Linked DNA regions of Homo sapiens: region 1 is linked to region 2. A link is a loop called in an ENCODE intact Hi-C map of the cell type or tissue named here. Cell type or tissue: PC-9. All regions are shown on one strand. Each heading gives the region's core, and the rest is flanking DNA. Links, peaks and the distances in the headings are about the cores only.

The links. Hi-C counts contacts between places; a loop is a spot of excess contacts. Peaks named below come from ENCODE experiments on the same cell type or tissue, not always from the same donor. Only the 100,000 strongest peaks of a DNase experiment are listed, where the experiment ranks them.
Region 1: it touches region 2 in a loop (5-fold over the local background); 3 of 110 quality-filtered maps call a loop at or near these places.

The regions. Positions count from the first base shown.
Region 1 is chr10:118,829,623-118,845,282 of GRCh38, forward strand. The region is part of intron 3 of LINC03036 (long intergenic non-protein coding RNA 3036); the gene reads right to left. Among named protein-coding and RNA genes, the nearest start is that of CACUL1, 82 kb to the left of the region's middle. RefSeq lists enhancers at 13,827-14,328, 14,329-14,828. In PC-9, for the core only: no CTCF peak of the experiment used is centred there; DNase peaks (open chromatin) are centred at 6,279 and 10,659; H3K27ac peaks cover 1,300 bases.
Region 2 is chr10:119,013,525-119,029,184 of GRCh38, forward strand. LINC03036 (long intergenic non-protein coding RNA 3036) reads right to left here. Exons shown (of 4, transcript NR_186540.1): 2 at 12,273-12,336. Among named protein-coding and RNA genes, the nearest start is that of LINC03036, 8.2 kb to the right of the region's middle. RefSeq lists enhancers at 8,783-9,425, 9,426-10,068, 11,254-11,827, 15,467-15,660. In PC-9, for the core only: no CTCF peak of the experiment used is centred there; DNase peaks (open chromatin) are centred at 9,897, 11,497, 11,977, 12,447 and 2 weaker places; H3K4me3 peaks cover 879 bases; H3K27ac peaks cover 3,781 bases.

The DNA of each region.
Region 1 (15,660 bases), core at 2,996-10,995, 190 kb before region 2:
ATCACTGTGGGAACCCGTACTAGTTCTGGCCCACCTTTCCCTGGACTTCTACATGAGAGGAAAACCAAAACACCTGATTTCAGGTGCTTGTGCCATGGTTTTAATTTGGGGATGTGGGGAGGCTCTTTCTTTGTTCTGAGTTGAATACTATTTCTAAGTCATGCAACAAGGAACATGGCCATCCTCACTATCAGCAGTGAGTAGCCCCAAAGGCTTGGTCCTCTCAAAGCTTGCCAGACTGCAAGCAGAAACCACCCAGAAAGGGGAACCCCCCTGTGAAAGTGGAGAGCAGAAATCTGGCCATGGTGACCCCCCAACACACTCTAGACACACTGGCCCTGCTCTCCTTCCTGTTGTATCAGAACATTCTAGCCCCCCTGAGCCCACCTATGTGCTCAGGTAGACAGGACCCACATAGCCATGGGATTTGGCTGGGAGCTGGGCTGCAGAGCCCTTGGCTTCCTGTATCCCATCCTCATCCAGCTCTGCTTGCCAACCCTCCCTCTAAGGCCACTGCCCATTGAGGTGACCTCTTTCTAAGTCCCATAAGCCTGTCTGCCTGCCTCTCTAAGAGTTCAGCCAAGAGCAGCTGCTATCAGGAGCACCCTCTATCACCATGGTCTTGGAGGACCAGGAAAACAGCCAGTCTCCCTCTCTCCAAGCAGAGGCCTTGGAGATGACCTTCTTCATTCATGTCATGTAAAAGGGGAAAACTGAGGACAAGAAGGGCAGGGATGTGCCCAGTCTCCAGCCCAACAGAGAGAGAGAGAGACCATCTTTGGCCCCTCCAGCTCCTCCTAATCCACCCCTCATTCCAGGATGGGAAAATGGAAAGCTTGAGTCATTACAGCCCCCTTAACTAAGGGTTGGAGAGAATTAGACCCAGGATGAGCCAAACCACACCTCTATATGGCCCACAAAAAGTATTCACTCAGTCATATTCTAGAACAGCATTGTCCACTAGAAATAAATGCCTGTCACATGTCAAGTATGTCCATCTTTTCCTTTAGAGCATCTGGGTTTTGTGACTTGTTTGAGAAGGCTTACACTCCCCAAGATTACAAAAATACTCTCCTATATTTTCTGCAAATATTATCCTATTCTAGTTTTTTTGTTTGTTTAGCTCCTTGCTCCACCTGGAATTTATTTTTGCCCAGTGCTGTTCTTAGCTTATAAAAAGTTAGCCCCTTAATTAGCCAGGCATTGTGGTGCACGCCTGTAATCCCAGCTACTTGGGAGGCTGAGGTACGAGAATTACTTGAACCTGGGAGGCAGAGGTTGCAGTGAGCCAAGATGGCACCATTGAACTTAGTCCCTGGTGCTCGCTTGGGGAGGGAGGAGCTCCCTGGAAGGGCCTGTTGGGTGTGAAATGCAGAAACATAGCTGGAAGAGAGCCCCACATGGCAGAGGACAGAAGCTTCAGTGAGGGTGGAACCCCCAGCTGGGAATCTCAGGCAGATTTCTAATGCCTGAGAACCTCAATTTACCCTCTGTAATATGGGGCTATCAATGCCTCACACCATAGTTGTGGGGATTAAATAGCCTCTCTATGCCTCTGTTTCCTCCTCTCTAAAGGGGATAAGAATGACTTCCTCACTGGTTTGCTGTGATGATCAGCACACTCTGCAGCTTGCAACAACCACTATTAATAACAACATCTCTCATGGTTCTGAGAGTTGACTAGGCTCAGCTGGGAGGTTCTCACTTGGAGTTGCTCGTGTCCTTGTGGTTAGATACGAGCAGGAGCTGCAGTCATCTGAAGGCTTGACTGAGCAAACATCCAAAATGGCTTGCTCAAGTGGCTAGCTATAGGGTAAATGCACCTGACAGCAATAATTGAAACATATCCTTAGAATGACCACACATGGCAGATGCACCTGAATGTGTGCTCCCAGTTAGGGAATCCAGGAATGGCCAACCTGGAGAGTCATTACTTATCTATGAGAAACTCTATGATAAACATTTGAAACATCTGAGCTCCACTCCTACCCCCCAACCCACCCGCTGCATGTCGCATGGAACAGGGGATGGAGGCCCTGAGTTTTGGGTTAAATGAAGGTTACCAGATTAAGGTTGTTAGAGGGAAGGTGTTAAATGAAAATGCTACCAAAACGGCATGATCTTTGCAGGTGATTGCAGTTTTCCTGCCCAGCCCACCGCCTCTGGACCATAGGAAAGGGGATATCTTGTCCAGTCCACTGCCACAGGACCATTTCTGTATGTGAGGTGGTTCTCCTATCCAGCCTGCTGCCACTGGACCCTCCCCTATATGTAAGCCCCGAATAAAACCCCATGTCTCATTTGCTACCTCTGGGTCTCTTCTCTGCCACTGGGTTCCAGCGCCTTCCCTATTGAGATTAATAGGGGTTTGGCACAACACTGACAGTGAATGGGACTGCTGGCGGGGGTGGGGGCTGCTTTAGACAGGTGGTCAGGGAGGGTTTCTCTGAGGAGGAGAGGAGCTGAGGCCTGAATCGTGAGGAAGCAGATGTGCAAATGCCTGGAGGAAGCCTCTTTCTAGCTGAACAGCAATGTTGAAGGTGGCTCTGCTGGAAGACCTAAGTCCCACGGGCAGGTGAACTAAACCAGCCAGTGAATGAGGCAGCTGATGCGGTCTGCCTTGGAAGTGAGTTCTACAGAAGAAAACAGAACTGCAATGAAGCAGGGCGGGGTGGGGGGTGGCAGGGACGGTAGCTGCAGGAAGCCTGCCTGGCACATGGCTTGGGAAAGTGAAACTGGGGCCAGGATCCTCCCTCATCCGGGAAACTGCCTCACTTATGTAATCAGGGCCTTCTAACTGAATTAGGATATTTCTCCATTCTTCAAGTTTTATTATTGCCATCAGCGACAAGTCAGTGACAGCTTGCCCCAGCAGAAATAGCATGACCGGAGACAGAATGCAAGATAACAAGCCTTCTTTTATGAAGTGAGCCCAGCAGGCATGCGAAACACCCCTCGCTCTATTCCCTTCTCTTTGACATGAACAGCTGCACTAATGTGAGTTTACCCATCAGATTAAAAATAATTTGCTAAATATCACGGTGGAGTTATTTCTAAGTGGCTTCAGTTACTGTAAGATACATTCACACTCCCTGCTTAACAGTGAGGTGCAGCTAGACAACAAAAGCAGGGATTTGAGCAAAACTCCAGATAAATTAGACACGTATTCACATTTCAGTTAGGTAGTTTTGTAGCCTGGGTTATTTAGCTATTTGTCCTTATTTATTTTATTTTTTTTTTTGGTATAAATACATGACTAGAGATTGGAAAGGATCACCATTCAGTTGAATTTTATTTATTTATTTATTTATTTTTATTTTATTTATTTATTTTTTTTGAGACAGTCTCCCTCTGTCACCCAGGCTGGAGTGCAGTGGCATGATCTTGGCTCAGTGCAACCTCCACCTCCTGGGTTCAAGCGATTCTCCTGCCTCAGCCTCCTGAGTAGCTGGGATTACAGGTGCCTGCCAGGATGCCCAGTTAATTTTTGTATTTTCAGTAAAGACGGAGTTTCGCCATGTTGGCCAGGCTGGTCTCAAACTCCTGACCTCAAGGGATCTGCCCACCTCAGCCTCCCAAAGTGCTGGGATTACAGGCATGAGCCACTGGACCTAGCTGAATTTTATTGCTTTTGAACAAAAACTGATGAGGCTATCTTGAGTCAGCACCAAACTAGGCTCTTTGGGGAAATCATAAAGTTGAATTAAGACCCAATCCCCACCCTCAAGTAGTTCACAGCCTGGTGGGAAGGGGTACACAGATACATAAACAACTAAATCTTAAGAAAAAATAGAAAGAAATAAGAACTGATAGAGGGGTCTCAATACAGGGTGTATGCACAGAAGAATAATTAATTCTGCTGGGAGGAGAGGCAATATGGCTACGCTTATGGAGGTCGTAGTCATTGAATTGGGCCTTTGGCTGAATGTTTTTGTTTTGTTTGTAATAAAAAGCCAGAGGAAGCCATGTACAAAGACACAGTGTCCTAAAGCCCCAAACATCAGAGCCAGGGTCGTGCATCTACCCAAGGAGGGATTTTGACTCAAGCATTCAAATTGGTTCTCCACACTAGATGAACATCAGAATCACCCAGCGAGTTTTGAAACACTCCCTGAGCCACATTCTGCAAAGATCCTGACCTAATTGGCCTGGGGTGAAACCTGGGCAGCCTTAGAGTTTGAAGAACCCGCAGGTGATTCAAATATGCAACCAGATTGTGTTCTCTTCCTGGGGAGAAACAACAAAGGTAGACTAAGCCAGTGGTTCTCAAAGTGAAGTCACCAGGCCAGCTTCACCTGGGAAATTGTCAGAAATGCAAATTATCAGGCCCACCTTAGACCCACTGAATCAGAAACTTGGGGTAGGGGTAGACCCAGGAAGATGTGTTTCAACAAGCTGTATTAGTCCATTCTCACGTTGTTATAAAGATACTACACGAGATTGGGTAATTCATTTACTTTTTGAATGTAGGTAATTTATTTAGAAAAATATATTTTAGACTATAAACATTAAAGATAGTGTTTTAAAATACTTTATTTTTATTTTAATTATTTTAATGTATTTTCTTTTACTTTTTTTAAAGTTTATTAAGTTCCAGGGTACATGTGCAGGATGTGCAGGTTTGTTAAATAGGTAAACATATGCCATGATGGTTTGCTGCACCTATCAACCCATCACCTAGGTATTAAGCCTAGTATGCATCAGCTCTTTTCCCTAATGCTCTCCCCTGACCCCGGCTCACCCTCCCCTGACAGGCCCCAGTAAGTGTCGTTCCCCTCCCGGTGTCCATGTGTTCTCATTGTTCAGCTCCCACTTATAAGTAAGAACATGTGGTATTTGGTTTGCTGTTCCTGCGTTAGTTTGCTAGGGATAATGACTTCCAGCTTCATCCATGTCCCTGTAAAGGAATAACCTCATTCCTTTTTATAGCTGCATAGTATTCCATGGTATATATGTACCACATGTTCTTTATCCAAAAGACTGGGTAATTTATAAACAAAGGAGGCTTAATTGACTCACAGTTCCACATGGCTGAGGAGGCCTCAGGAAACTTACAATCATGGTGGAGGGAGAAGCAGTCATGTCTTACATGGTGGCAGGAGAGAGAGAACATGAGCACGCAAAGAGGGAAGAGCCGCTTATAAAACCCTCAGATCTCATGAGAACTCACTCATTATCAGGAGAACAGCATTGGGGAAACCCGCCCCCATGATCCCAACACCTCCAACTAGGTCCCTCCCTTGACACGTGGGCATTACAATTCCAGATGAGACTGTGGTGGGGACACAGAGCCAAACTGTATCACAAGCCCTCCAGGTGACTCTGTTAAGAGCCATTAAACTAATGATAACAGCAGCAGGACAGTGGCAAAGATGCCTTTGTCTGTTATCAGTGTGTCCTTACATCTTTCTGTAATTCTGCAATAATGAACGCTGCCATTTATGGGGGCACTTGCTGTATGCCTGGTCCGTACACTAACTCACTTTATTGAAACTCTTTTAGGTGGGTCTTATTATCACCCCACTGTACAGGTGAAGAATTTGAGGCTTAAAGCTCCTAAGCTTCCTGAAAGTCATACAGCTAATACCCCATGCAGTTCCAGATCCAAAGCCAGGTTTCCATGCCTTCACATCTGTGCCTGTTCCATTTTGCCCTAGTATGTGTTCTACAATATGTTTTGTAAGTATTGTGTAGGTGTGGGTACTGGTTAGAGGGGCCTAAGAACCCCCTGCCTAGACAGGGATTGAGAGTCTCCTGATAAGGAGAACAATTCTATTTGCACCTGGAGTTCTGTCTTTATAGAAACAGCGTGATTGCTTGGGAAGAGGATGCTGACCTAGAACTCTGCTAAGCCTCTGTCAGTTCTCTGGACCTTAGGATAACCCTCTTCCAGGGGGCAATTTGTTTGAATTGTGAGGTAAGGACCTCAGAGGAAGTAAGAAATAAACAGCCCCTTTAGCAGCTCCGCTTTCTCCTTCTCTTGTGGTTTTGGTCTGCTAGCACCATCAGCTTGGCAGTCCCGCCCTACTGACAAGGAATCCAGAGGATTTCCAGAAATGTTCTCCCAGAAAGGCAGAGAGGAAGCATAAGAAGGTAAGTGTGGAGGTGACCTGTACTGCCTCTAGCTGTGGTTGAGCTGAAGGGCTGAGAAGAGCAGCTGGCAGTGCTGCAGTGGCCAGACTCAGCCAGCCTGGCCAGCCCTGCAGAGATGGCACCTGCCCACTGCCATCCATCTCCTCTCCCTCCCCACCTCTTCCCCAAAGGCCTTCCTGGTTAGTTCTCCCACGCTCAGTCCTCTGGCCTCCAGCCAGGACAGCACCTGGGATATGGATGAAGCAAGATGAGTCACAGCTTTCTGGAAATTGATGGGCTAGGCAAACTCCCAGAGGGCAGAGGCTGGGTCCAGTGTGCTCCTCCAGAAGCCTTGTCCAGAGTGGGCTATGCCTGGCACATGAGCTACCATTGGAGGAGATATGGGCACCTAAAGTGACCCTGCATGTGGTCCTGGCTTCTGAGTGTGTCTTTTCTGGCAGGGAGCCAGGACTGGGCTCAAGTGATCAAGGCCCAGGAATTGTTTTCCAAATTTAATGTGTCTCAAACAGTAATGCTCACCAGGGATCTGCTACCATGCAGCCTCTAATTCAGCACGGCTGGGCCTCTGCATCTCTAACAAGCTCCTACGATGCCAATGATCCTGGCCCCCAGACCTCACTCTGAGTAGTGAGGAGGATCTAACTTAACCTACTACATTCCCAGGGGTGCTTTGGTCTGAAGAGGAGACATTCCAGCAGGGGCTGGCAGACGTGTAAAGAGAACAACATCAAGTGGTGAAATAGGTGAGCTTGGGAGTCTAACAAGCAGTCACGTCACTTGTCTGAGCCTTATTTTTCTCAGCTATTTTAATGAAAATAACTACTTCATTGGAGTTTTTGAGGAATCGAATGTGCTAAAATTTGTAAGATCTGAATTACTTCTTCTGTCCAATCAGAATATTAAAGATCAAAACGTTTGCTTACGGACATGTGTTTGACCAAGATGGAGTAGTCAGGGCTGCAGTATATGCCTGGGAAGAAACTACCCAAGGCCACAGAGAGAATTTCTCAAAGCAGAGCCAGAAATAGTGCCTATTCCCACCAGCCCGACTGGAAAACTTCATAATTCATGGGCATTGACTATTCAGAAAAGTCTGGCCTCAGTAGTGGGGAATAATTAATGCCAGCCTGAGCCCTGCCTACCAAATCGTAAAAGCAAAACCCAAAGGGGTCAAACTGTAAAGGTCAAGAATTTGAAGATATCCAACACCCAACAAGGTAAAGTTCACACCATCTGACATCCAATCAAAAATTACAAGGCATGCAAAGAAGAGGAAAAATAGAACCCTAATGAGAAAAATCAAGCAATCAAAACCCAGAAATGACACAGATGTCAGAAATAGCACACAAGGACATTAAAACAATTATAATTGTATTCCATATGTTCAAAAAGTTACATATGGAATATATTTTTTAAATGACCAAAATTAAACTTCTAGAGATTAAAACTACAACATCTCAGAACAAAAGCAACACTGGATGTGATTAGTAGATTAGACATTGCAGAAGATTAATGAATTTGAAAACACAGCAATAGAAATTATCCAAAATGAAATAGGTTTTTTAAAAAGGGATTTTAAAAACTTTAAGAGCATCAGTGATCTCTGGAACAACTTCAAGCAACCTATAGCAATAATACACATATAATTGGAATCCCAGAAGAAAGTAAAGGCTATGAACAGGAAAATATTTGTTTGATTCAGCAGATATAGGGCAGGGCCCAAGAACTTAAGTTTCCAGGTGATGCTGAAAAACTGCTCCAAGGTAGGAGTTGACAAACTACAGCTTATGGGCCAAATCCAACTCGCCACCTGTTTTTGTAAAGTTTTATTGGAACGCAATCACTGTGTTAGTCCATTCTTGCATTGCTATAAAGAAATACCTGCGACTGGGTAATTTATAAACAAAAGAGGTTTAATGTGCTCACGGTTGTGCAGGCAATACAGGAAGTATGGCTGGGAGGCCTCAGGAAACTTACAATCATGGCAGAAGATGAAGGGGAAGCAGGCACAACCTACATGGCTGGAGCAGGAGGAAGAAAGAGAGAAGGGGGAGGTGCTACACACTTTTAAACAACCAGATCTCATGATAACTCACTATCATGAGAATGGTACCAAAGGGGAAATCCAACCCCATGATCCAATCATCTCCCACCAGGCTCCACCTCCAACACTGGAAATTACAATTTGACATGAGATTTGAGCAGGGACACAGATCCAAACCGTATTGGTTACATTGCTTTACATGTTCTTTTTTTTTTTTTTTTTTTTTTGAGATGGCGTCTCACTCTGTTGCCCAGGCTGAAGTACAGTGGCATGATCTCAGCTCACTGCAACCTCTGCCTCCTAGGTTCAAGCGATTCTCATGCCTCAGCCTCCCGAGTAGCTGGGATTACAGGCACCCGCCACAACGCCTGGCTAATTTTTGTATTTTTAGTAGAGATGGGGTTTTACCATGTTGACCAGGCTGGTCTTGAACTCCTGACCTCAAGTAATGTGCCTGCCTCAGCCTCCCAAAGTGCTGGGATTACAGGCGTGAGCCACTGTGCCTGGCCAATTTACATGTTCTCCATAGCTATGGTGCTACAACAGCAGAGTTGAGTTGTTTCAACAGAGACCATGTGGCCTATAAAGCCTAAAATATTTCCTATCTGATCCTTTACAAAAAAGGTTTGTTGATCCCTGCTTTAGGGGATATACAGGAAGAAGTGTGATCCCTGCCTTCATGGAGTTAGCCTTGTAGGGAAGACAAGTAATGACACACACATACAAACACAAGTAAGAATTACATTTGTGTTACGTGCTGTGAATAAGTACCAGTAAAACCAGTACAATCAGGGAGGCTGAGCAAAGCTTCCTTGAGGAAATGATATTGATGCTGAGGCTTGAAAGAGGAACGGAATTGACCAGGCGAACCTTGCAGGAAGAGCTGACCAAGCACCAGAGTTATGTGTGTGAAGGTCCCTTTCTTAGTCAACTCAGGCTGCTATAACAAATTACCATAGACTCGGAAGCTTATAAACAACAAATTTATTTCTCACAGTTCTGGAAGCTGGAAGTTGGAGATCAGGATGCCAGCATAGTTGGGTTTTGGTGAGCGCCCTCTTCTTGGTTATAGAATTCCAACTTTTCATTCTCCCACGGTGAAAAGAGGGTGAGCTAGCTCTCTGGTTTTTTCTTATAAAGCCACTAATACTAATCCCACCCATAAGGGATCTATCTACCCTCATCACCTGATTACCACCCAAAGGCTCCTTCTCCAAATACCATCACATTGGGGATTGAGTCTCAATGTATGAATCTGAGGGGGACAAACGTTCAGTGCATAACAGCCCCCAAAGCTGGAAGGAGATCAGCAGGGTGAGCAAGGGGTAGGGGTGGATAGCACGAAGCCTGGGGAGGAGGAAGGGATGGGGCCAGGCCCTCCCACCAGGTGAGGAGGTAGGTCTGTATCCTAAGAGGACCGGGTTAGCCACTAAAATCCTTAAGCATAGACTACATAATTACACTGGCATTTTGAGGCAATTGGTTTGTTGATTGTGTAGACAGTGTGGAGAGTAGATTGGACAAGGACAGAGTGGAAATGGGTGGACGAGTTTGGAAGTCCCTCCAGGTGAGAAGTGATGGTGACTCAGACTTAGGAGGGCAGGGGAGAGAGAAAACTGGACCATTTCCAAATGCAGGCTTAGATTAGGTTCCGTGTGGACTCAGGGGGGACCTGGGAGAAGAGGGGCTCTGGGGGTGGGGCAGAGGTCATGGCCAGGAGGAAAGGAGTCTTTACAGGTCACTTCCCTAATTTGCCATGCCTCCTGCCTGTCCATCACAACCAGCTGATCCACCCTGTGCCAGCGAGCAGAGGCTCAGTCCCTGGGTCAGGCCCAGCTGGGGTGACCAACCATCCCATCTGCCCAGGATTGAGGGGTGTTCTGAGAGCCTTCAGCTAAATTGGGGTTCCAGTACCAGCACAGCTGGCAACCCTGCCCTAATGAGAAATGAAGAGGAGGTGAACATGTTGTTTACAGGACGCCTTTCACACGATCCTTCTACTTGTCGGATGGCCTAATGTCTGGTTATCCAACCTTCAAATGGAGGGTGCCTGGCATAGGAAATGTGTTTATGCTGGTAGACGATCTTGTGTCTTGTCTGACCTGTGTCCAGTTTGTGTCTACCTGACCGTCACTCTGGCCCTCCTGGAAGCCCAACCTTGTGTTTCTCACCACTCCCATGTCCCAGGGAAAACCCAGTGGGGTAGCCCCCAGTTCTTCAGATGGAAGGCGCAAGTTCGATACACGACCATGACAGGAAGTCAGTTCAAATATTTTTACTTACAGATCCGGGGCAGGGAAGGCACCATGGGTAAGGAGGGCAGTCCACTGTCCGTGGGTCATGGAATGCAGGAACAAAGAGTCAAGCAGAGGGAAAGAGACAGAGAGATACAGAGACAGAGAGAGACAGAGAGGCAAAGAGTAGTATATAAGGGAATAGGAAGTGAGTCACCTTAAGTTCATGGGCAGCTGTCTGAATGGCCCGTTTAAAGGAAGCAGCAGGAAGGCGGGGGCGGGGGAGCCCATCTGGTGGGCGGGAGAGAGGCCTCTAAGTTCTCACCTGGAGCCGCGGCTTGAGTCATTTGGGTGTGGAGCTGGAAACTGTCTCAAGAGTCTCAAGAGTAACTGAGCCCTGCTTCTGGTAGGAGAAAGTTAAATGTGTATCCAAGATGGATGCTGAGGCAACATAAAATTATAAGAATTCACTGCAAAGGTTTCCCAGGGCACAGGACTTTCAGTGTTGGTCAACCGAGGCCCATGTCCATGTCTCTTTATTGAGAGGAAGGTCAACAGCCTTGGTGGGTAGCTTGGGAAGGGTAAGGCTACATGGCCAGAGGGTGGGCTGAGTGCACATTGCCTTGGTTCCGGGCCAGTTTGAACTCATTTCTTGAATATTGAAGGGCCCCGGCTCCACCTGCACAGCGTTCTCCAGTGACAGAGTGCTTTTGTGACTGTCGTCTCTCTGGGCCCCACAACAGCCACATAGGATGAAGAGAACCAGTCAGGTGTAGGAGCCATATATTATGGATGAGGAAATTTTGGCTGGTGTGTGTTGGGTGGGGGACTGTTAAGTGGTTCACCTGAGTGACCCCAGTTGAGAAGGAGCCAAGTGAGAGTCAAAGCTGTGCCCCTGACCCCATCAGCTGTCCTGACCCCTGCGGCTCAGCTGCCCACTCTGGGCTGTCTGTGGAACCAAGTGTGGGCTCACCCCAGGGCCTTGGTGGGGAGACCGAAGTGCGCCCCCACACCCGGCCATAGAAAGCTCCCAGCCTCAAGGGCCAAAGAATGGTGTTCTCAAACTGCCATGCCACAGGACAAACTGAGCTCACTGAGGGGACAGGAGAAGAAACGTGGGGCCATGAGGTCTCGGGAAGAAAGGGTGCTGGTGGAGGAACCATGGAGGACAGAGCCTAGAGGAGTAATCAACCCCTGTGTCTCCTCATCCATGCCTTGAGGCACATGGGCCAAATCACAGCTTCCCACCGGCCTGAATGTGTGAATCACTGGGCAGCTTGTGGACAGGACAGATGCCCAGCCCCACCCCAGACCTGGAGAGAGTGATATGTCCAAGGAATCGCGGCCCAGGGCTTCCTGTTCTTCAAAGCTCAGCAAGTGGGTCTGACAAGGACTCAGGTCTGAAACCATTCTCCAGCCAGTATCTGTGGCTCTTCCCAGCTGTGCGAGTGCCTTGAAATCCATACCGTTTATGAACCTTCTGTCAGCAGATTTTAGGAGGCAGCCGCCTTATGAGATGAGTGATATTAATCCATCCATTTCACAGATTAGGAAATTGGCCCTAGCTGAGACCTGCTAGTTCGTGGCTCATTTCGCTCAGCCTTAATTCTATCCAGAGCCCCAGTTGTCTCAAACCCACACTTCTAAATGACCCTAATTCACAGGTTGGCAAACTCTTTCTGTAAAGGGCCAGACAGCAAATCTTTTAGCCTCTGCCATGCACACAGACCTCAATTGCAGCCTCTTAACTCTGCCGTCGCAGCACAAAAGCAATCTTGGACATTATATAAATGAATGGTTGTGTTCCAATAAAACTCTATAGACACAGAGGTAGAAGTTCATATGTTTTACATGGCACAAAATACTTTTTTTATTTTTTTCTCCCACCATTTAAAAATATATTTTAAAATTCTTAGCTCACAGGCTATACCAAAACAGGTCTAGATTTGGCCCACAGGCCACAATGTGTCAATGCCTGCATTAATCCACTCATGTATCAGTGATGGCAGCGGCAGGCCATCTGGAGCAGCCACTGCCATCACGCTGGCCACGCAAGGAGGCACAGCCAAGGCTGCATGCTTCGTGGAGCCAGCAGGAGCCGAGGACAAGTGAGAGCCCAGCCCCTTCCAAGTTGGGGTGGGAGCTCCCTGGGTGTTGCTGCAGCCGCCCAAGCCACGGCTGCTGACCCAGGTTCTTGGGGCCCAGGAGCAGGTGGGAGCCCCACCCTCCCAGGGACACAGTTGCAGCCACCCAAATCTTGGCTGTAAACCTGGGCCTCCCACTCCACGGAGCAGGCAGGAGCCCCAGCCTCCCAGGCATAGCTGCAGCCACCGAAACTGCAGCTGCAGACCTGGGCCTCGTGCTCCATGGATCAGGCAGGAGCCCAGCGCCCCCGGGTGCAGCTGCAGCCGCCCAAACCATGGCTGTGGAACCAGGCATCCCTGCTCTCTTGGGGGCCCAGGAAGGCCCAAGTACCCCCCGACCCCCTGCCGCTGCCACCCTCACCGGCTTGCAAGCGCCTGCTCCTGCTGCCTGGCTTCTCCCTGCTGTCAGTGCCTGCTCCAATCTCAGAGCAAAGTCAGGGCCAAGACTGGGTGCTGTTGTGGCCCAGCTGGGTGTGCACACACTCGGAGCAGTGCTGACATGCCAGCCCCCTGCCTCTTCAGCCCCCTCTGGACTTTGGGTGCCACGAACATAGGAGGGAAGCTGAGTGGGGGCTGAGGGCAGCTCGGCACTGGCCTGCAGGCACCCCTTGGCACCTACAGCCTGGGCACCAAGAACAGCAGCAGGAGGCAGACAGGTTCCTGGGTGGATGGGGATGGTCCTGGTGAGGCCCCACCTTTAGGCCAGGGAGGGCTGGGCTGCCAGTCCCACAGACTGGAGTGGGAACTTGTGGTGCCTTTTCCAGACCCACCTATGGCTGCCCATGGGCCAATCAGCATACACTTCCTCCCCTCTGAGGCCCATAAAAACCCCAGGCTTAGCCAGAGCTGAGCAGACATTGGGATGACCAGCTGCAGGGAGGAGCTACCCACTCTAGGGCCTCCTCTCTGCTGAGAGCTGCACAGATAATGGGAAGACCAGCTGCAGAGAGGAACTACCCTCTCTGCTGATAGCTGAACACTTGCCAGGACAACCTGCATAGCAGAGAGGAGCTACCCTCTCTGCTAGGAGCTGAACACTGGTCGGGACAACTTGCATAGCAGAGAGGAGCTACCCTCTCTTCTAGGAGCTGAACACTAGTCAGGACAACTTGCATAGCAGAGAGGATCTACCCTCTCTGCTGATAGCTGAACACCTGCCAGGACAACTTGCATAGCAGAGAGGAGCTACCCTCTCTGCTAGGAGCTGAACACTGGTTGGGACAACTTGCATAGCAGAGAGGAGCTACCCTCTCTGCTGATAGCTGAACACTTGCCAGGACAACTTGCATAGCAGAGAGGAGCTACCCTCTCTGCTAGGAGCTGAACACTGGTCGGGACACTCTGGCTGCAGAAAGGAGCTGCCCCCTGTAGGTTTCCTCTGAGCTATTCTATGGCTCAGTGAAGCTCCTCTTCAACGTAGTCACCCTCCACTTGTCTGCATACCTCATTCTTCCTGGTCACAGGGCAAGAACTTGGGGCCGGCTGAATGGTAAAACTAAAAGAGCTGTAACACAAACAGGGCTGAGACATGCCCCTTGCTCACCACATTGTGGGTGAGAAGGAAAGAAGAGCTACAGGATGGGCAAAGAGAAGGAAAGAAGAGCTACGGCCCTTCAGGGGCCCAGACTTGGGAGCTCCTGAACCAGGGCTGTGACTCACTCTTTGGGGCCCTGTGGTTCATGGTATCTCCAACCTTCAGGGCATCACTGTGTTCCCTTGGGCCAGCCATGGAAGCAGGTTGTGGTGTGCCTGGTCCTGCCATAACCTAGCAGTGAGCCGGCACCCATGCCAGCACCTGGAGCTGCCTGCCTTGCTGCAGCAGCCAGCATGTCTGACTGTGCGCAGTGGCCGGACCCCATGCTCTCTCATACACCCCTTGCCATTCCACACCTGACTTGCCCTTGGCAGAGGTGAGTCCCAGGCCAGTAGCATAAGCCAAGTGCAGCCTGCCAGGCCAACTGGGTGAAACGAACCCAGCGGGCCTGAGTGAAACTTGGGCAAAGGCACCACTGGCACAGAGGTTTCCAGCCAGAAAAACAACACCCCAAAAATCCTGTAACATGAGGCAAGCAACTCTTAATAGCAATGACCTGGGGTGGGGGGGCGGGTCTGGGCCCTGTCAGTAGTGGTGGTCTTGTGTCCATCACTTCATTCCACCCTTGCTCCTCTTGGCTTGTCCTTAGGCCTGCCCAGCCCTTAGCTCTCTGATTCCCAGACTGCACTCATTTCTCTCTTTTTTTTTTTTTTTTTTTTTTTGAGACGGAGTCTCGCTTTGTCGCCCAGGCTGGAGTGCAGTGGCGCGATCTCGGCTCACTGCCAGCTCCGCCTCCTGGGTTCACGCCATTCTCCTGCTTCAGCCTCCTGAGTAGCTGGGACTACAGGGGCCCACCACCACGCCCGGCTAATTTTTTGTATTTTTAGTAGAGATAGGGTTTCACCATGTTAGCCAGGATGGTCTTGATCTCCTGACCTCGTGATCCACCCATCTCAGCCTCCCAAAGTGCTGGGATTATAGGCATAAGCCACTGCGCCCGACTGACTGCACTCATTTCTAAAGACAGCACTATCCACTCTACCACTGTGCCTTAAGGAGCCTAGCCTCAGGGCCTTTCCTAGAGATGAGACACTTCAGACTGCTTGGAAATTCAAGGTAGGGGCAAGTATTTATTTCCAAAGAAAATCTTATCCTCACAGCCAGTTTGCAACCACAGCCTAAAGTGGGGAAGGCGCACCCAGGCCTGGGTAAGCCTGTTGTCAGAATTGAATGGTTTAGAAGTCACATTGGTTTGGTGCTTTTCACAAGCAGCTCCTTCTGCATTTTATCCTGAAGTTCTCATGACACTGAACTCTTTCAGCGGATTATTTTAGCTACCAGCCAATTCTGTAATCTCTATCCCTGGGGTCAAGTTCAAAGAGAATTCCAATGTGATTAAGTAAACATATGCAAGTAGTAGATTTATGGGCTACTGTGCTATTCTTTGTGATGTTGGCATTGGAGGAAGGGAATTTTAACAGCTCCTGTGTGCTCAGTTTATTTTCTAAGAAATTAACTCATCAGTCCCCATTGTGGATAAAAGCACTTCTTGGGACATTTAAAATTCAAAGTCATGGCTCTCTTTGAAGAGGAGGAGGTGGGGAAAGGATC
Region 2 (15,660 bases), core at 4,961-12,960:
TCATCTGAGGTCGGGAGTTTGAGACCAGGCTGACCAATATGGAGAAACCCCATCTCTACTAAAAATACAAAATTAGCTGGGCATGGTGGCACATGCCTGTAATCCCAGCTACTCAAGAGGCTGAGGCAGGAGAATCGCTTGAACCCGGAAGGCGGAGGTTGCAGTAAGCCGAGATCACACCATTGCACGCCAGCCTAGGCAATAAGAGCAAAGCTCCTTCTCAAAAAAAAAAAAGTTCCAGTTTCTTCATGTCCTCACTTGGTTTTTCCAGTTTCTTTTACTACAACCACTTTAGTTTGGTAGGTAGTGTGTAAACATTCTTAATCGTGTTTCCTGGTCCTCAGGAGCATCTGTCTGGCTGACTGCTAGGCCACAAATTATTTTTGCCTTCAACTTTTCTAAATATTTCCAAGTTGTTTTCCACATCGATTATACCAATTTAATTCTCTCTAGCAATATATAAGTTCCAGTTATACCACATTCTTGTCAATGTCTGATATTGATAGAATATTTGATTTTGCCAATCTGATGGTGTAAAGTGGTATCTCATTTTAGTTATAATTTGAATTCCCGATTATAATCTAGTTTATCCTTTTAATATCCATTTACATTTCTTCTGCTATAAGTGCCTTTTCACACGTTTCACAAATTTTTCTATTTGTGTGTATATCTCATATCAATTTTTAGTTATTTTATATCTTCTGGGCACTAGGACCTTAGTCAATGACATGTATTACAAACAGCTCCTCTCACTTTTTTTTTTTTTTTTGAGAGGGAGTCTCACTCTGTCACCCAGGCTGGAGTGCAGTGGCCTGATCTCGGCTCACTGCAACCTCCAACTCCCAGGTTCAAGCGATTCTTGTGCCTCAGCCTCCCAAGCAGCTGGGACTACAGGTGTGTGCCACCACACCCAGCTAATTTTTGTATATGTAGTAGAGACAGGGTTTCACCATGTTGGCCAGGCTGGTCACTAACTCCTGGCCTCAAGTGATCCGCCCACCTTGGCCTCCCAAAGTGCTGGGATTACAGGAGTGGGCCACCACGCCTGGCCATGACTTGTCTTTTTACTTACTGTGTGGTGTCTTCTAAGAAACAGAAGTTCTTCATTTTAATTAAGTAACATTTATTAATTCTTCTCTTTATTGTTAGTGGGTTATTTTGTGTGTTTGCCTTGTTTAAGAAATACTTCCTTGCCTTGAAATCATAGGAATTGTCCCATATTGTCTTCTAAAAGCTAGAGTTTTGCCTTCACAGCTAAGTCTTTAATCTACCTGAAATTGATTCTTATCTAAAATGTGATATAGAAGTCTGATTTTTTTTTCCGTAAGGATTCTCAATTACCAAACACTGTCTATTGTAAAGTCCAGCATAGATCAAGTTCCCACCACAGAACAAGTTTCTTTATATGAGTGGGTCTGCTTCTGCACTTTTAATGCTGGTCCATAGGCAACCAATCTATGGGTGGTCAATAGCATCTGAATTATTAAAGCTTTAGAATAATTTTTATCTTTGGCATGGCAAGCCCCATCCCTTCCCTGCCCATCTAGTTCTTTTTCTTCAAGAGTGTGTTCACTTTCTTGGTCTTTGTTTTTCCATATAAACTTTAGAATTGGCTTGTCACATTTGACACACACACACATAAACACACAAAAAGTGAGGATTTTGATTTGAATTACATTCAATCTAAATAGGTGTATTTGGGAGAACTGACAACCTTATAATAGTGAGTTTTCTAACACACAAACATGGCATATCCCCAGTTTAGTTTTCTTTAATCTCTTTCAATGGAGGTTTATAATTGCCTCCATAAAGGTCTTGTACATAGTTTATTAGATTAGAATTATTTATACCTGGCCGGGCGCAGTAGCTCACACCTGTAATCCCAGCACTTCAGGATGCCGAGGTGGGTAGATCACCTGAGGTCAGGAGTTGGAGACCAGCCTGACCAACATGGTGAAACCCCTAATACAAAAATCAGCCAGGTGTGGTGGCACGCACCTGTAATCCCAGCTACTCGGGAGGCTGAGGCAGGAGAATCGCTTGAACCTGGGAGACGGAGGTTGCAGTGAGCTGAGATCAAGCCACTGCACTCTAGCCTGGGCTACAGAGCAATACTCAATCTCAAAAAGAAAAAAAATAATGCTGGGCGCAGTGGCTCACACCTGTAATCCCAACACTTTGGGAGGCTGAGGCAGGCAGATCACCTGAGGTCAGGAGTTCGAGATCAGCCTGACCAACATGGAGAAACCCCATCTCTACTAAAAATACAAAAAAATGAGCCAGGCGTGGTGGCTCATGCCTGTAATCCCAGCTACTCAGGAGGCTGAGGCAGGAGAAGCGCTTGAACCCGGGAGGCGGAGGTTGCCGTGAGCCAAGATCGCACCATTGCACTCCAGCCTGGGCAACAAGAGTGAAACTCCGTCTCAAAAAAAAATATATACATATATATATATTCCTTGAATAGAACTTGTCTGAAAAGTCAGATGGGTCAGGTGCTTTCTTTATGGGGAGCTTTTTTTTTGGTTTTGTTTTTTTGTTTTTTGCATAAACAAGTTTAATTTCCAACGAGGGCCACAGTCATTGTGTTATCCCACATTTTGAGGAAGGATAGAGAAGGTGAATTATTAAACATCTACATTCCAGAGCAGGATAAAAGAAGAGAAAAACCCAGTCCAGAACTACAGTTAACACTATCATACCACAAACTTTGGGAGTGGTAGAGAGGGGGAATCCCCAGAAAGTAGAAAGCTGGACCCAGAGGCCAGGCACGGTGGCTCACGCCTTTAATCCCAGCACTTTGGGAGGCCGAGGCAGGAAGACCACTTTGAGCCCAGTTCAAACTAGCCTGGGAAACATGGCAAAACCCTGTCTCTACAAAAAATACAAAACTTAGCTTGGCATTGGTGGCTCAAACCTGTAGTCCCAGCTACTTGTGAAGCTGATGCAGTCAGCCGAGATGGCACCACTGCACTCCAGCCTGGGTAACAGAGTGAGACCCCATCTCAAGAGAAAAAAAAGAAAGCTGGACCCAGGGAAAGGATAAAATTAAACCTACCACAGGAGAGCAGGAGAAGGAGTGGGCAGAATTGGATAAAACACTCTGGGGAGCTTTCTTAACACCGTTATAAATAATATTTTAATCACATTTTCTGTTTGTTTTGATATATTGAAATGCAATTCATTTTTATGTATGGATTTTGTATCCAGCAAACTCACTACACTCTCTTATTCATGTTAACACTTGATTGTAGTGCTTATGTTTTTTACACAAAAAACATATGATCTTATGCAGTTTCATTTCTTCCTTCCTGATTCGCTTAATGTTAATTATTTCTTCTGCCATACTACAGTAGCTAGGACCTGTGAGACCTCCAGGAACACGATGATTAGAGGTGTTAAATATATTTGCTACAAGGTTTGTAGATACGCTGTATCAATTAAAGAAACTCCCTTCTTTTTCTAGTTTTCCAAGAGTCTTAATCATAACTGTATGTTGAATTATATCAAATGTGTTTTCTGTATCTACCAAGGTAATCATATTTTTCTTTAATATATGAATGTGGTGAATTACATTGACTTTTTTTTTTTTTTTTTTTTCAAGACAGAGTCTCGCTCTGTCACCCAGGCTTGAGTGCAATGGCATGATCTCGGGTCACTGTAACCTCCCTCTCCCAGGTTCAAGTGATTCTTGTACCAAGCAGCGGAGACTATGGGACTACAGACCTGCACCACCACATCTGGCTAATTTTTGTATTTTTAGTAGAGACGGGGTTTCATTATGTTGCCCAGGATGGTCTTGAACTCCTGAGCTCAAGTGATCCACCCACCTCAGCCTCCCAAAGTGCTGGGATTGCAGGCATGAGCCACTGAGTTTGGCCTCACATTAATTGACTTCTAATGTTAAACCAAGATTCCATTCCAGAGGTAAATTCATCTTAGACCTGATTAATTAAATATTTTTCATTACTAATTTGGTTTAATATTGTGTTTCAGATTTTTACACATATGTTCATGAGTGAGTTTGGTTTGTAATTTTCTTTTCTTATACTTCTTGTGCTTTATACTAGCCTCATAAAATGAATTAGAAAATGATCTTTTTCCTATAAAAGTTTGGTGTAGAATTGGAATTATTTGGTTTTTTAGTAGCAGAATTTATCTTCAAAGTCATCTGGATCTAGTGTTTTCTTTGTGAGGAAATTTTTAACTCTGATTAAATTTATTAACTGGTTACAGGATTACTGAGGTTTTTAAATTACTGAGTTTTACTTTTCTAGCAGATTGCCCATTTCATATATATTTTTAACTTTTTTTTTCTTTTTTCTGAGACAGAGTCTCACTCTGTCACCCAAGCTGGAGTGCAGTGGTGCAATCTCAGCTCACTGCAACCTCCGCCTCCCAGGTTCAAATAAGTCTCCTATCTCAGCCTCCCGAGTAGCTGGGATTACAGGCGCCCACAACCACACCCGGCTAATTTCTGTATTTTTAGTAGAGATGGCACTTTGCCATGTTGGCCAGGCTGGTCTCGAACTCCTGGCCTCAAGTGATCCACCTGCCTCGGCCTCCCAAAGTGCTGGGATTACAGGCATGAGCCACTGCGCTCAGCCACATCTTAAAATTGAGGAAGTATCTATAGTCATGGAATTGTTTGTCATGCCTTTTATTCTTAATAAATCTTGCTAAATATTTGTTAATGTTATTAGTCTTTTATAAGAATCAACTTTTTTAGGCTGGGCACAGTGGTTCATGCCTGTAATCTCCGCACTTTGGGAGGCCGAGGCAGGTGGATGACTTGAGACCAGCCTGGGCAACATGGTGAGACCTTGCCTCTACAAAAAAAAAAAAAAAAGAAGAAGAAGAAGAAAAAAATCAACTTTTTGGCTTTGTCAATCATTTATCATATCTTTTCTTTTCTATTTCACTAATTCCTTCACTTCTCTGTATTGTATCCTTTTCTAGTTTCTTCCATTGTTGATTTCTAATGAAATGGACTTGTGACCAGAGAATCCTATGTGACACCAATCCTGTGAAATTTGTTAATACCTGGTTGATGGCACAGAATCCCATCAACTTTCTTTTTTAAGAGATGGGGGTCTCACTAGGTTGCACAAGCTGGTCTCAGACTCCTGGGATCTGGTGATCCTCCCACATAGCTAGTATTTCAGGCATGCACCACCACACCTGGCCCCAGTCAACTTTTATGAATGCTCTGAGTGCTTGAAAAGAATGTAAATTCTGCAGTTATTCAAGGCAGTGTTTGTATATTTATATGTATATATAATTATATACATATCATTATTCAATATTACTAAATATATTCTATATCCTTAATAATATTGTCTATTTTACCTACGAGAGAGTTGTCACATCTCCCACTAATGTAGATTTGTCTATTTCTCCTATTTCTCCTTGCAATTCTATCAGTTTTTTTATTTATACTTTGAAGTTAAATTATTAAGTATATATTACCTTGGAACTGTTATAGCCTCCTGGTAAACTGAACCTTTCACATTACATAGCCATAGGTCCATTTTGTTGGCTGTTGGCACAGCAACATCAGCTGTTCCTTGGTGGTGTCTCCTCCCATGACTTCTTGCATCCTTTCACCTTTCACCTTTCTGTATCCTTATGTTTCATTAGAGTTTCTTATGGAGGACATATAGCAGATTTTTAAATCCAGTCTGAAATCTTTGTGTTTTAATAAAAACATTTAGTCCATTTACATTTATTACAGTAATTATATGTTTGGACGTACTTCAACCATCTTATTGTGTACTTCCAATTTGTTCTACCATTTATGTGATTATTTTTCCCTCTGTCATGCTTTCTTTTGTAATTATTATCCTTTCCTCATTCCATTTCTTTACATCTATTATTTTGAAAGCTATAATCCCAGCACTTTGGGATGCCAAGGAGGGTGGATCACTTGAGCCCCCGAGTTGAAGACCAGCCTGGGTAACATGGTGAAACCCTGTCTCTACAGAACACACAAAAATTAGCCGGGCATGGTGTTGTGCACCTCTAGTCCCAGCTACTTGGGAAGCTGAGGTGGGAGAATCACCTGAGCTGGGAAGGTTGAGATTGCAGTGAGTTGTGATCATGCCACTGCACTCCAGCCTGGGTGACAGAGCAAGACCCTGTCTAAAAAAAAAAAGAAAAGAAAGAAAGTTATACCCTCTATTTCCTTTCTCTTTTTTTCCAAATTGGTTCCCTAAAAATGTTAACTTACATGCTTAACCTCTCAAAATCTAAATTTAATTAATATTGATAGTCAAGATTTTCTCCAAAATAATCCATAGTATAGGAGATAGGGAAAAAAAAAAACAGGTGTGGAGATAGTTAAAAATAAGAGTAGCCAGTTATTAAGGGTAAACTGGGTTAAGATTCATTATGCTGGCCGGGTGTGGTGGCTCACGCCTGTAATCCCAGTACTTTGGGAGGCCAAGGTGGGCAGATCACAAGGTCAGGAGATCGAGACCATCCTGGCTAACACGGTGAAACCCCGTCTCTACTAAAAATACAAAAAATTAGCCGGGCGCGGTGGCAGGCGCCTGTAGTCCCAGCTACTCGGCAGGCTGAGGCAGGAGAATGGCGTGAACCCGGGAGGCGGAGCTTGCAGTGAGCCGAGATTGCGCCACTGCACTCCAGCCTGGGCGACAAAGCAAGACTCTGTCTCCAAAAAAAAAAAAAAAAAAAAAAGATGCATTATGCTATGATCTTTACTTCTGTAATTCTTGAAATTTCCCATAGGTTATAAAATATTAAAGTTAGTATCTTTCCCCTCTCCTTGAACAATATAAGGGTTTTGGAGCACTTCACTCCAGTCTCTCACTCCTGATGCTTGTTCTATTATTGCTGGGTATTTTTGTTGCACTTGGCTCTTTTTTTGTTTTAATGACAAATTAAATAACATCATTATTATTAGTTTGGTGCAAAAGTAATTGTGGTTTTTGCCATTAAAGAGTTAAAACCGCAATTACTTTTGCACCAACCTAATATTTTAAGTATGTTGAGTCTCCCACACAAGTATGCCTTTCTTTGCTCACTAATCCTCTTTGCAACTCAGACCCTTCCTCTGCAATCACTTTCCATCTGCCTGAGGGACACACACACACACACACACACACACTTTGTGTAGTGCTCCCTCACCTCACAGCTTCCCCTGTACTGTGTCAGGTCCCAACTGACAGAGGAAACCTGACCTCCCCAGCCCAGCTGCACTCTGGCTATGCCAAGGTCTTGGGAGTCATGACACACCCGTGTGTGGGTGGGGTGCTGTTGCCAGGGAGTTCACAGCCCTCTGCACTTTCCCCGTGGTAAGCTGAATAATGACCCCAAAAGGCATATTAATTCCTACAACCTGTGGATCTGTTACCTGACATGGCCAAGGAGAACTGAGGTTCCAGGTGGAATTAAGGTTGCTAATTAAATGATGTTAGAATAGGGGCCTGGCGCAGTGGCTCACACATGTAATCCCAGCACTTTGGGAGGCCGAGGCAGGTGGATCACTTGAGGCCAGGAGTTTGAGACCAGCCTGGCCAACATGGCAAAACCCTGTCTCTACTAAAAATACAAAAATTAGCTGGGCATGGTGGCACGCACCTGTAATTCCAGCTACTCGGAAGGCTGAGGCAAGAGAATCGCTTGAATATGGGAGGCAGAGGTTGCAGTGAGCCGACATTGCACCACTGCACTCCAGCCTGGGTGATGGAGCGAGACTCTGTCTCAAAAACAAACAAAAAAAGATGTTAGAATTGGGAGATCATTCTGCACATTCTGCATTATCCCAGTGAACCCAGTGGGACCACCAGGGTCCTGGAAGGTGGAGGAGGGAGACAGAAGAAAGAACAAAGAGGTGCCACGTGGAAAGGACTCAGCTACCTGCTATCCCTGGGTTTTGAGAAGGGAAAGGCCACGAACCACAGGAATGGCAGGCAGCCTCCAGACGCTGGGAAAGGTAAGGAAACAGGTTCCCCGCCAAGAGCCTCCAGAGGGAATTCAGCCCAGTGAGACCCACTGTGGACTTCTGACATCTAGAGCGCTGAGAAAATCAGTGTGTTGTTTTCAGCCACTATATGGGTGGTAATTTGTTACAACCGCAACAGGAAGCGAACCTGCCCCCACCAAGTGTCATCGCCTGTTTACTTGTCTGTCTGCCCAATTCGAGTGTAAGCTCCATGAGGTCAGAAGTACGTCAGTCTTATTTGCCACTTATCCCCAGACCTTGATGGTAAATAAATGAATTTTAGAGATGGAAAGGGCCAAGAAATCACTTAGGCCAGCCCAATTATTTTAAACTGAAATTTAAAACTAAGATCCAGAGACAGGAACTGATTTTGCTCGAGGCTACTCAATTTATACAGAGCTTGGATCCTCCATCCGCTCCCTGGGGCCCACCTGCCTTCTGGTCACTAAGCCGTAGAAGCCTGAAGACAGACACAACTGTGGAGAGGCAGCTCCGAGCACACAAAATCCCTGGAGAACTCAGGACGGCTGGGAGAGGATCAGTGCAAATCAGATAAGACCAGAAGAAGATGGCTAAAATGACTTGAGCAATCTTTAAAATGTTAGTCCCGGCCCAGCGAGGTGGCTCACGCCTGTAATCCCAGCACTTTGGGAGGGTGAGGCGGGCGGACTGCTTGAGCCCAGGAGTTCTAGACCAACCTGAGCAACATGGCAAAACCCCATCTCTACTAAAAATATGAAAATTAGCCAGGCGTGGTGGTGCATGCCTGTAGTCCCAGCTACTCAGGAGGCTGAGACAGAAGAATCGCTTGAACCCAGGAGGCAGAGGTTGCAGTGAGCCAAGCTCGTGCCACTGCATTCCAGCCTGGGCGACAGAGCAAGACTGTCTCAAAAATAAAGTTAAATGTTAGTCCCAAGGGGCAGCTGATCCACCAGTAACAACCAGGGCAGAACTGTGCCCAGCACCTGATCAGCTGAATTCAGGAGACTCTCCACCTGAAGCTTCAGAATGGGGAAACAAGAAAAGGGGTACTAATGTCAAACTTGAGGCCCGCCTTCAAGAAGCTCAGCATTTCACACCTCGGCCAGAGCCAAAGCTTTGGGCTTTGAGCAAATTAGGAAAAGACACTTCTTCCACAAGGTATCTTTTTCCATCTGTCAGTGAAGTGTCATAATATACTGATTTCGTTAGAAGATACTTTACTCAAGGTCGGCCAGAAAATGATCACAGAGTTACTATGTCTATGAAGTAAAGGTGCCCCCTTAGATGGGAAGCGGTTGTGCAGTACACAACCTGCAGAACTGTACACAACCTGCAGAACCACACATAGCATTCTTTGCTTGGCAGTCTGGTCCCATCCTTTCCACAGCCCTCATATCCCCGCTTCCCCTCCCTCTGCCTAGAGCCCTCAGACCTGTTGGAGAACAGTCTCAATCTACAGGTTACCATTTTACATGTAACTCCTTCCTGTCAGCTTTTTACTTCCCTCCCCCTGCAGACAGCAGGGATTGACGACGGGTGAGAGAAGGCTGATGGCCCCATTTAGGGAAGCACAGGAGGAGGTGGGGAGGCCGGATGTAGTGAATTCCAAATGAATGAGTATCCACGGGCCAGGGGATGATCAAGGAGGTGTGAGGGTTAACAGTGCGGGCCTTGAAGAAATGCCACCTACCAGCTAGCTGTGAGCTGCTGGGCATGCTTTTAGCCTCCCAAAACCTCATTTTCCCTTTTGTGAAATGCTTATCATTGTAGGCCTGCTGGGAGGATTTCAGAAATGATATGAGTGAATGCTTAGTGCACGGTAAGGGCTCAGCACCTGTGAGCTACTGTTATTGCTATTATCAGCATCATCAGCCCAGGGACATCTGCCCTTCCGCCTGTCAGCCTCCAGGCAGCTCCTGCTTTAAACAAAATTGGGACACTCCAGATTTCTAAAAGAAAACCACATGGCAGGGAGGAGGGCAAGTGCTGGAGGGAGAAAGGATTACTCACTTTACCAAAGTACCCACTACTGGATAAACAGAAACACCCAGACTGCTTTTAAATGGGGTTGGTTTTGTTCAGGGGACATTGCTGACACGGACTGGAATGTGTCCTCTCCTGCCCCTGCCGCTGTGTGTTGCTGGCCAGTCTCCCGCACATCTGGACCCCAGAAGTCCCAAGAATGACCGGGTGCATCCAAGGAGGCACAAACCCAGGTTCGGGGAGTGAGAGAAAAATGGGTGCAAATCTCAGTCCTGCTGCTCCTGAGCTTCTCAGCCTTGGGCTCCATGCTGAGCTTTGCCCCCGTCTCCAACAGGTCACCAGCGCACCTGCCTTGCGGGGCAGGGTTGGGGGTGGGGGGCACATGGAATAGTGCATGTCAAGCACCTGGTGCTGATGGTGGTGGTATTATTACCAGCTGGGAGACTTTAGCCCAAGGCAGGGGGTGTGAGATGACACCACGGCACCCGTTTCCCATTCTCCGCATCCCCTTCCAGCCTTGTCCACACACAGAGAATTCTGACATGGTCGTCACCTCCACCTGGCCAGAATATGGTAGCCTACCTTTTCGACAGAATAACCAAATGTATTTTTTTTCACAGTATTACATGTTTCATTTAGAACAAGGGTGTCCAATGTTTTGGCTTCCCTGGACCGCAATGGAAGAACTGTCTTGGACCACACATAAAACACACTAATGACAGCTGAAGGGCTTAATTAAAAAAGGTCTGTGCATAATCTCATAATGTTTTAAGAAAGTTTACAAATTTGTATTGGGCCGCATTCAAAGCTGTCCTGGGCCACATGAGGCCACCTGGCCACAGGTTGGACAAGCTTGATTAAGAATGAAGTCAACTGCACGTATAAAAGGATACCTGGACGTGGTGTGGTGGCTCACGTCTGTAATCCCAGCACTTTGGGAGGCCAAGGCAGGTGGATCACCTGAGGTCAGGAGTTCAAGACCAGCCTGGCTAACATGGTGAAACCCTGTCTCTACTAAAAATACAAAAATTAGCTGGGCATCGTGGTGCATGCCTGTAATCCCAGCCACTCGGGAGGCTGGGGCACCAGAATCGCTTGAACCTGGGAGGTGGAGGTTGCAGTGAGCCGAGATCATGCCACTGCACTCCAGCCTGGGTGACAGAGTGAGACACTGTTTCAAATAAATAAATAAATAAAAGGATACCTGACTTGAAGTGGCTGAAATAATAGAGATGTTATAATTATCTCGTGTAACAAGTCACCAAGTCATCAACAAAAATATCACTAAGGTTTGTTTTTTGTTTTAACTTTTCTGGTAAGCCATCACCTTGCGCCAGCTTTGTGTCCTTAAGCCTTATCACCTCAGCTCTATAGCCTGAGCTGAAGAAGGTGAGGGCCCTGGTTCTTTATTTCTTCCCCCTTTTTATATAAGGAAGCAAACCCCTTCCCAGTATCCTCCCAGCAGACAGCAGATGTCCGCTGAGATCTCCAGGGTGAGAATGGGTCACCAGCCCTCCCCTTACCCAGTGGTGACTAGGGGAAATGGGATGTTTCTGCTTAAACCTGTCACAGTTATGCCCCGAGGCTGAGGGAAGGAATCAGAACAAAGTTAAGTCTGCAAGGAGGGGGAGTGGCTGCCATTTTACTCGACAAGAGCCCTTCACTGACCAAAAGCAGCATCTGGGGCCCAGAGAGGTTAAGCCCCTTGTCCACTACACGTGACTTTGCACCAGCGCCAGGGTGCAAACCCTGTCCCGAGGCCCAGTAAGCTCTCCCCACTTCACCATATGGCTTCTCCACAACAGCAGACCCTAAGCCCAAGCCCCCCAAAGGGCAGGAGCCCCATCCCAGGACTCTCTGAGCTTGACAGAGCCATGATGTGGACAAAGTCAGCCAGGAGAGGGCTCCTCGTGCCCAAATGCACCTCACCCACCTCCAGGCCCATGGCTGACGGAGCCAAAGCACCTCCTGTCCCTGGCAAAGTCCTGGCAGGGGGTCAGCGGGAACCCAGAACCTGACAAACAGCATCGCTATAGCCGCCTGGACCCCGGCCAAGCTGCCTCATTCCCCAGGGCTGACCTCATGTTTCTGAAGAGCCTCAGGAGCCTGAGGTCTGTGAGCTGCCTCACAGGGTTCAGTTCTGCTGCCAGCAAAGGAAATGGCCCGGGCTGGGGGCCATGTGGAGAGGTGGGAGCACAGAACCCAGGCACCCTCCCCACCACCCACCCCTGCCCTGCCAGAGCCCTCAGCCTGTGCCAGGCAGGCCCCACTGCCCCACTCCAGAAGAAACCAAGCAGCACCCTCTAACTTCTGAGGTGTAGCCCATGCCCACCTGTCTTCTCACCTCTGCCGGATACCTGAAGAAACGTTCACAGACTGGCTGTTTCCATCTGTTTCATTCCAGACTCCTGGAAAGTGAGCAAAAGGCAGTGAGACTTCATCAGAGGTGCTAAGAACATCTCTGAAATCGTGCCAACACCTCAAAGAGCTAGAGAGCTCACAGCCAGGCTGAGGCCTGTTGCTGGGTGACAAAAGTCACTGTTTATTTAACCCAGAGCTGGGCCAGGTGCCCACACTGGCCTTTCTATGGTCACTGAGAGCAAAGGCTCCCAGGGTACTGAGGCCCAGCGTGTGCTCCACGACAAAAGCCTTCATGCACTTGGCCTCCACTTCCCGACTTCCCTTCTGGGTCAAATGTCTACTCACCTCGTATAGCAGTCAAGGGGAGCAGCCTGGGGAAACAGCCCATGGCGGACCCCAAGACACACTCATTTCTCCACCTCCTTCTGGGGCATCTCCATCCCAGCTCCACTTCCCACATACCCAGGCTGCAGGTCCCAGCCAAGGTGTTTGTTCCTATTCTTATCCCTTAAAAGTTTTTATTCTCCCCGTACAACCACAAGGGCCGAAAACCATGTTGGGAGGCAAGAAGGCTTCCGCTTCTGTGCCATCGCCTCTCTGGCCTGACCAAGGGGGATCAGACACAGCAGCTGGCAATTTTAAACTTTTCCTGCCAAAGTTATTCTCAGAACTGTGGCTCCCCATCTTCAGAGCTTGAAAAGTCTGCATGTCTTGAAAGGATGCAGGCTGCAGGGCTGTGTGAACCGAGCGGAATTTTCCATTCATAGAATAATCATCTTCATACCACTCTGGGGGGCTGGCGTTCTCGTGGTAAAAGCTCCGAGTTCAGGGTCAGCAAACCTGCCAGGCGTCTGCAGGAGCCCTGCGGCATGGAGGTTCTTTTATTTATTTTTGGTGGAGAAGGGGAGGAAATAAAGGAATGACTTTCTACCTTGCATGCCAACACAAACTTGGAAAAGGATCTGGGTTGGCAAGTGCTGAATATTACTGCCTGGTTTCATGACTTACATCAACCATCGGGGGCTAGAAGGAAGAGGCCGAAACATGGATCTTTAACCCCTAACCCAGAGAGGCGGCCAGAACAGGCCTCACTTCACTGCTTCAGGTCCTTTCCCGCGCCTGCCAGCCAGAGCCCTGGATTGCTCTTTGAGGGCAGGGGCCCCAGCCAAGGCCATATCGCCTCACCTCACCTCACTTCTTTCCAGCTTCCCCTGTGTTGTGCCTTAGAGTTCTGCGGATGCATGCACAGACTTATTGTCTGAGATACCTTGCTGGTCCAGGGTGTAGTGAGAAGGCCACCCGGCCGGGAGTAACAGGACCAGAGTCTTAGTTCTGTCACATAGTCACTGTAGCCTTAAAGAAGTCCTGCTTGGCTGGGTGCGGTGGCTCACACCTATAATCCCAGCATTTTGGGAGGCCAAGGTAGGCAAATCACCTGAGGTCAGGAGTTTGAGACCAGCCAATACGGTGAAACCCCATCACTATTAAAAATACAAAAATTAGGTAGGCATGGTGGCACATGCCTCTAAACCCAGCTACTCAGGAGGCTGAGGCAGGAGAATCGCTTAAACTCAGGAGGCAGAGATTGCAGTGAGCCTAGATCGTGCCATCGCACTCCAGTCTGGGCGACAGAGTGAGACTCTGTCTCAAAAAAAAAAAAAGAAATCCTACTCTTCTCTAGGTCTCATTTTCTTCATCTGTAAGGATTGGACAGAACTGGGTGCAGTGGCTCACATTTGCAATCCCAGCACTTTGTGAGGCCAAGACAGGAGGATCACTTGAGGCCAGGAGTTCAAGACCAGCCTGGGCAACATAGCGAGACCCCCATCTATTAAAAAAGAAAAGAAAAAGGCAAGAAAAGATCGAACAGAATGATCCCAAAGATCCCTTCCCATGCTGACATTCTGATTCCCTCATTCATTCATTCTAATATTAACCAATGCCAGCACTAGGTTCTGGGCATCCCCTGCTGAGCCATTCTAAACCTGCTGGGCACAGCCAAGACCTGTGAGTGTGGCCTCAGGCCTAGTGAGGGCTCATTGTTTCCACAGCCACTGCATGGTCCAGAGTGAGGAAGGAAAGCCCCATCTGCCCCATGAAGCCCACCCTGCCAGGGCCCACCTGCCAGGGGAGGCATTTTCCTGATCCCAGTTCTAGGTTTCATCCTAGAAGAGCCCTCAGTATCTAAAGCCTTTCCTACTTTCAATTTTTAAAAAAGTTGGGAAGTGTAAGACCACCTGCCATCTTCCTAATCAAAACTCATCTTCTGGCTCTTATTCTCCATGGCTTTTACACAACATGTTTTATTCATTTCAAAGTATTTAATTATAATGTTGAGGCCAGGTGTGGTGGCTCATGTCTGTAATCCCAGCACTTTGGGAGGCCAAGGCAGGAAGATCGCTTGAGGCCAGGTGTTCAAGACCAGCCTAGGCAACATAGTGAGACCCTGTCTCAAGAAAAAAAAAAAAGAAAAAAGAAAAATCAAGAAGAAAAAAGAAAGAGTGAGAAAGAAAGAAAGAGGCCAGACGCGGTGGCTCACGCCTGTAACACCAACACTTTGGGAGGCCAAGGCAGGCGGATCGCGAGGTCTGGAGTTCAAGACAAGCCTGGCCAACATAGTGAAACCCCGTCTCTACTAAAATACAAAAAATTAGCCCGGCATGGTGGCGGGCATCTGTAATCCCAGCTGCTTGGAAGGCTGAGGCAGGAGAATTGCTTGAACCCGGGATGCGGAAAGAAAAGAAAAAAAAAGAAAGAAAAGGAAGGAGGGAAAGAAGGAAGGAAGGAAGGAAGGAAAGAAGGAAGGAAAGAAGGAAGGAAGGAAGGAAGGAAGGAAGGAAGGAAGGAAGGAAGGAAGGAAGGAAGGAAGACAAAATATAACATTGAATACACGTTGTTTTTCAAACTGCACATACAACCCACATTTTGACTCAGGCCTCTGGGGCGAGGGGGTACACACACACACACACATCCCAGTCACTGTCCTAGGCTCTCCAGCCATGAGATTTTCCGGCCCAGCCCCAACCCCGACCTAAGTAACCGGCTATCGGCCACCCATTGGCTGAAGTCCCTGAGCACCTGTTGGGAGGAAGGCTGCTGCGTGCAGCCGGAAAGTCCTGCGTCCCTCCGCTCTTACCGCGGCAGGAACCACAGCCTCCCCGAACCTCAGGGTTTGTATGGATTTCGCCCAGGGGAAAGCGCTCCAACGCGCGGTGCAAACGGAAGCCACTGGCTGGTTGGGCGGCTGTGATGGGAGAGCTGCATCCTTCCAACGCGTCCAGCTTTTCATGCTGATGTTGGTGAGAAGGGGGTGGATAGCGGGGATTCTCAGGATTAGGGCCTAGGGCCATTAAAGGCTGGGAGGTGGGGGC